Linked DNA regions of Mus musculus: region 2 is linked to region 1. The links are chromatin contacts, found by Hi-C or POLR2A ChIA-PET in ENCODE. All regions are on one chromosome and are shown on one strand. The core of a region is the stretch at or near the end of the contact, and the rest is flanking DNA. Distances in the headings are between cores, read along the strand shown.

The links. A loop is a pair of places that touch in the nucleus more often than their neighbours do. ChIA-PET counts read pairs that join two places held with the same protein, here RNA polymerase II (POLR2A).
Region 2: a map of adrenal gland shows a loop between it and region 1 (2.4-fold over the local background). The contact joins the promoter of Creb3l2 here to the enhancer-like site in region 1. A Hi-C loop is called at or near these places in 7 of 37 maps with a recorded cell type or tissue (Patski, adrenal gland, gastrocnemius and 2 more). POLR2A ChIA-PET finds 5 or more read pairs at or near these places in 3 of 5 experiments (Patski and embryonic stem cell).

The regions. Positions count from the first base shown.
Region 1 is chr6:37,397,682-37,400,752 of GRCm38, forward strand. All of the region lies in intron 1 of Creb3l2 (cAMP responsive element binding protein 3-like 2), which reads right to left. Among named protein-coding and RNA genes, the nearest start is that of Gm33275, 19 kb to the right of the region's middle. Within about 2 kb of position 1,415, at least 1 of the 3 ENCODE cell types and tissues checked has a DNase peak (open chromatin) inside an H3K27ac peak, as active enhancers do; it is heart, where a contact is called at or near this core.
Region 2 is chr6:37,440,128-37,443,421 of GRCm38, forward strand. Creb3l2 (cAMP responsive element binding protein 3-like 2) reads right to left here and starts at 2,021. Exons shown (of 12, transcript NM_178661.4): 1 at 1,572-2,021. The coding sequence starts at 1,673. Gm33318 (predicted gene, 33318) reads left to right here and starts at 2,383. Exons shown (of 3, transcript NR_166917.1): 1 at 2,383-2,906.

The sequences.
Region 1 (3,071 bases), core at 165-2,664:
TGGGCCCAATCCACAGTATGATAAATAGAGTTTTAAAATCAAGTATAAATTCTGTAAAATGTCCTTATTAGGTATAAAGAACCATATAGTATCATGTAATTGCGAAATTATCATAAAATGGGGAATCTTTATATCCCTTGTCGAGTACCTCCAAGACTTGGCTACTGGTCGGGATCCTGTGGTTCAAGCCATTCCTGGTACTGTACTTTTCCCTTGATGTGACAGGTACCACACTAGACCAGTAGCTGTCCATCCCTTTCATATTTGTCTGTCATACCAAGTGAGTGTTCCTGAGCCCCTGACTCACCAGGGGACACAGAAAACCTGGCAACATCTCCCTCAAGATTAGAGGGGAAAAGAATCTAAGGGAATCTTCCTCTGTGTGTACTCTAGAACATTTGTGTTTAAAAGGAAGAAAGTCAATAGTGACATCAGGCTAAGGTGTTTACTGATGCAGAAGCCAGGGTACACGGACGATGTGATAACGGTTCGATTGGGAGTGATCCTCTCCAGGCAGAGCAGCTGGGAGACAAAGGTCGCTGTCTACACGATGATTCATTCATTTTATCTAGGAAGCCACCGAAGAGCTAGCTGTCCACTAAGGCCTAGCCACGGAAGCATGACGAGGAAAATGGCTAAATATATTATTTTAATAAATCTTTACAACAGACATATTAGTTAGTCAGTTTACCAATGAGAAAGTGTGAGCCCAGAAAAGATCTACAATGGGCCCAAAATTGTGCAGCTCAGAGAGGGGCAGAGACAGAAAATGAGCATCTATTTCCCTGAGTGTAAGAACCACATTTTCCCACGAGACCATCCTTCCGTGAAAAGTTAGAGTTCACAGCTAATTAATTCATCCTTCATGTTGAAGGCATGGGTGCAGCATGAACATCATGAGCACGTACAATTTTGAAATAAGTACATAGAGAACCATGTCTGTCTGTGTCGAGTGGGCAACATGAGCTACGATTTTCATGTACATCTATTCTTACCAAATGATAGTGAGCAAAGAAAGGGGCAAGACTCACTATCCAGGACAGTGGGCAAAATACTTGCCAATTATTTTAGGTAGAGGCAGGTATGATTCCAGTCAGCTTATAGCTGCACTGTTTTCTGGGCAGCTAGTCCACAGCACATGAAGCTCCCTCCTAAGTGAAAGGCAAATGACTGCCCTCAACCTTCCTAAGACATATGGGGCTGTTTCTTACCTACCTCGGCCTTTTCAGCTACCTCCTCCTCGGGCTTTCAAGAGTTGGCTCTGTGAATAGAGCTGCATTCATGGCAAGCCACTTACCATACTGTCAACCATGTAGCACCAGTCAGGAGGACAGTGGGACACACTGTACTACCCACAGACTCCGTATTTGTGACTCATTTGCTTGCTAGGGTTTACTTGCCACCCCCCCTCCCAGTGGGAGTCTCTTGCGAGTCTGTGCAAAGCACGGAAAACTGAGGTCACTGCTGCTCAGGCTCCGGGTGCCAGCAGCCTGACTCCATCCTCACACCGGAAACGGTGTCCTCTGCGGGGTCTGTTCAGTGTCGTGTTTACACATCTGTGCACTGTCGATGAGTCAGTCTGCTGTTTGAAGCAGCTCCAGGCACAGTTGTGAGGTGCCTTTGCTCCCCAAAGCAAGGAGATGATGACGTGCCTCACAGAAACCATCCTTAGGCTAGATAAGTGCCATCCAAACAAGGTATGGTGCTCTGGACCGTAGTCCAGTGTAAACAAGCCAGCAGAACTCATTGAATGAGGTGTCCCTAAACAGATGCACACACTATTAAGACTATGTATCAACTGGCTGATAAAAATGCTGGCATGAGAGGCTTATGAGAATCTTCACATTTCTCTCCTCTGCTATTAGATAGTTCAATGACTTTGTGGGACTTGCTATTTTGCAAATAGCAAGAAGCGATTACAGGGAAAATCTACATATCCTTATTGTCATTTCTGTGACTAATACCCTGCTAGGCGTCCCCCCCCCCAAAGGCAATTAAGACCATCTGGGAAACTTGGACATAGTTTGTTGTCTAAGCCCTGCACATCCTCTGCGTCTGGATTTCTATCTCTTCCATGATGCACCTCCTTCCCCATCTCCTGGCTGTTGATTCCAAACCCCTCCCAGGCCCCCAGCAGCCCATATCAAAAGCCAGCTCCAGAAGTCGGTGCCTATGCCTACCCTGGGGTCACAAAACCGTTTTATCATCCACATTTGCTCTTGTCATTATCTGAAATTAACATTTATCTGTTCTGGACTTTATTATCTGACTCCTACTTTGTTGACTGTTTGACAGTGACCCTACCCCACCTATAAGGGAAATTCTGCGAGTAGGAGGTGCTTAGTCAATATTTGCTGACTTTACCAACACTATCCTTTCCTGGCATCTCTTTCTCCTTTGACCCCAGGTCCGGCCACAATCATTTAGTTCCCTGCCCAGGAGTTTAAGAATCCTTGAATCATTTAATAAGAACTTTGAAGGTGTGCCCACTGGTGTCTCTTGACTCCATCATGATTTGTTTCCTGGGAAGTAACAGAATTCAGGGTTAGGGAGTTTGTCCCTCTAAGTCACTGTAACTGCTTTTAAAAGAGGATTAGCTCCTAGTGTTGCTCTGCTGAAAACCTGCGTATCACTGGGCTGATTGATGGCCACTCCATATAACACATTCCCGCATCATGACCAACTTGGGGCACCCACCTTCTCCCGTCACACACACTCAAGCCTGGCTGAGCTCCGAGTAGCTGGCAGATGAATAATGGTGTCTGAAATTTTTCTGTTGGTTTTGCTAATGTTCTTTAAAAAGGGCCAGCAATTTACAACACAGAGTCTCCATGGAGGGAAGTTGTGGAAGAGGAAGGTTTGGGTCATCTATGACCATCCTGGATTGTTGACTACAGGCACATGGAGGTAACCCCATGTATGGGGTTCTGGTTTGACTTCCATGTACCTTAAGGCCAGGATATATACAGTGATCTATTTATAACACCAATCTTAATCAGAATGCACCTGTGATAGAAAGAAAGAATGGAAGAAAGGAAGAAAAGAAGGAAGGGAAAAAAGGAAAAGTCTTT
Region 2 (3,294 bases), core at 771-3,270, 43 kb after region 1:
AAGTTGTGAATATCAAAAGGAATGCAAAGTCTCCAGCTTAGAGGCTGTAAAGATGGTGGCTGGAGACAGGCCAAGCTTTTGTCCTACAGTTCCTGCTGGTCGCAGGTAGGGACTCATCTCAAAGCCCTGCCTGGGATCTCTCGAGATCCAGCAATGTGGCTGTCTGCACATTTTATCCCACCCACTGAAAGAAGGCCTGATGCTGTGGCCTTGTGGCTGCTGCGTAAGACATTTTACTGAGAGCTGCTGCCGGAAAAACAAGGGGAGCGCTGTCTCTCCGTTCGTGGCAAGCTGCAGCTCACATCAGTGCAAACATCTGGAGCCCCCAAAGTTAAAAAAAACAAAACAAAACACAAACCCCAGCTATGGTGTGAAAGGCTCAGGGTCTTTCCAAAGCATAGGAAGCAACCTAGGCTCCCAACCCGAAGATTTCATCGGGATAGACAGAGGGCGAAGGCCAGATGACCAGGATCACACTCAACATCTGGCTTTTGCCCCAGAGTGAAGCACCACTCCCTCTAAACCCTACACATGGCTTCTTTTTTTAACCAGACCTTCTCAGCTACCACAAATGCTTTGGTGGGAAGCAGCAGGAGGCCCCATCCCTTTTCCCAAAATACAGTCAGCCAGTGGCAAAGGCCAAAGAGGTGGAGCCTGCAGGCCGTTTTGCAAAAGTTTCAAATATCCTGGTACTGACCCCATTAACAGCACTAAGACAGAAATGCAGCCAAGCCTGTCCTTACCTCAGTCCCTCAGCAGTCCCTCAGTGCCCCCCACCCCCACCCCTCCCTCTCAACTTCTAAGAGTTCTGAACAAAGCCACATTACCAGCACTGGCTATCACAAACAAGATTTTCTCTTGCAAAAAGCTGAAAGTGACATCTTTAAATGATTCACGCTTCTGACAGTTGAGTCTCCAAAGAGGTCTCTGCGGGGAAGGAACTGGTGAGCTGTCCTACCTCTCCCCCAGAGCCTCTCTGAAACATGCAGTTGCCTCAGATTTTCCCCTGAAAAAGGGAGGAAGCAGTTCGAGGCTGTGCAGATGAAGCAGCCAAGTGAGGCGGCCGCCTTCCCGTGCGGTGAAGGAAGGCTTTTAACACGAACATTTTAAAGCTATAAACAAGAAAGTAAAGAAACTGGATGGGATGGGGACAAAAAACATATGGGATGACTATACTACATTAGCTTGTCCAAATTTTGGATGTGTGTGTATTGTGTGTGTTTTTTTACAAACCTTACCATTTTAAAAAAAAAATCAATATAACTGGGCGGAGGTATTATTCTCAAAACACGTCGCTTCCCAGCATTGCTGTACCGTTAGCAATAGGAAATGGAGCTACCGACAGGAAAACACTATAAACTGCTTTGGAATACAAAGGGTCACTTATTCGGAAGAAAGTTTAAAGGCTCCAGCTGTGCACCTTAATGTGTTCATAGAAGAAAACTCCCATCCCCAGACCTCTTAATATAGTCATGCCCTTCCCCAAACGCTGCCTCCCAGGACCCAGCTGGTGACAAAACCCGCTTTTCTCCTCACCCCCGACTCCCTTTGCCCGGACCACGGGTCCTCACCGTGTGGTACATGAGGGCCTCAGTCTCTCCGGGCTCTGACAGCTCGCTCAGCTTGCGGTCCCACTGCAGGACGCTCTGCTCCCCGCTCTCCAGCACCTCCATGGCGGTGGGCGCCGCGCAGGGCCGAGGATGCTGAGGCAGGAGGGGACCGCGCAGAGCCGCCGCGGGCCGGTGAGACGCTTCTCCCCGTGTACTTGGCGTGTGCGCGCGTGGAACTTATGCACTGGAGCAGGAACTCGGGAGAGCCCTGCCGAAGGCTACGCGACCCTTGTCCTCGGAAATCTGTGACTCCCCGGGGAGGACAAGCCTGCTGGGATCGGGCGGAAGGTGCAGGGGTTAAATCGGGCTGTGCATCCAAAAGGAAGGCAAAAAGGCAGCGCTCATCCCAAGAAAGTCCTCGCGCAACAAGCCCACTCCCCACTAGGGCTCCAGACAAACTTTGAGACTCCCTTGGGCTCTTGAGCTCTGCCCCTGGATCCAGAGGCGACCCCACCTCCTTCCAGGCCAGTGACCAATCGAACGCCCGTCTTGCCATCTATACCGTATCAAAAGTCCCTTTCTCATCCATGTCCCTCCCCCAGAGGGAGAGTCGCGCGAAGTCTCCGCCTAGTCCTCGGAATGTGGGCGGAGAGGGTCTTTTACGTCACTGGGGAACGCCTCCTGCCGGAGCGTCGCAATGGACCAATAGGGTGCTAGGGTCTAGAAATGATCGACTGAAACATAGATCAATGAGCTAGGGAGACCTGGAGGAGCCAACCAATCAAATAGCGACAAGAATACATTTTTATAAGAGAGGGCGTGCGCGCCCAGTGTCCTCCCTAAGAGTCTCCGCTTAAAGGAGGTTTGTTTCGCGAGTTTATTTCCTCAGAGAAACCAAGCGGATTGAAGCGCTGTCTACATTTCAAATTAGTTTAGGTCGCGTGAGTCTGTCTGGATTTAAAAGAATGCACCACATATATGAAAATGCGCACGTGAGCAGAAATCTGAATTATCACAGTTCTAGCACACATTCATTGCTAGCTTTTTATGTAGTTTTATGGCCTTTATTAAACAGACATTAGCCAATCTTGCCACACGTTTCCAAGTCCTAAATCAGAGGGCTAATTTTTTTTTTTAAATTCATAGGATTTTGTTGTTTTGTTTTTGAGACAAGGTTACCTGTAGCCCAGGCTGTCCTCAACTGCACTGTGCAGCTAAGGCTGAGCTTGAACTCCTGATCCCTCTGCCTCACCTCCGGAGAGCTGGGAGGGACTGCACGGTTATGCCACTAGTGCCTGCTTCACAGATCTTTTATTCCCAATGGAGTACCAGGCAAAAAAATGAGAGGATGGCCAGGTGGGTACTATTCCAGATACTGGTCAAAGAGGTAACGGATACTCTCCTGAGTGTCGTGGATGAAGTGGGGCTTAGGGGAAAATAAGTGTTTTAATGGCTGCAAGATGCACCCCAAAGTGAGTGTTGGGAAAGAGATCTAAGCCTTTGACCCCCTTAGAGAAGAAAAGGCCTGCTCTATAGCATTTTCCCCCAATGTGATTTTTCTTCTTCCCTTTTGAGGTTTCCTTTTATGGAAACAGCCTTAGTTGGCTATAGTTTAACCATTTTACATACAGGGCTGTGGTTCCAGGTGGTTCTTACAAGGGGACAGTCAGGTATCAGGTCTACAGAGAGTTTTGTCTTCTTCAGAGCGTGGTTTTGCTGTGTGAAGACAGAAGTCTCAGAACTT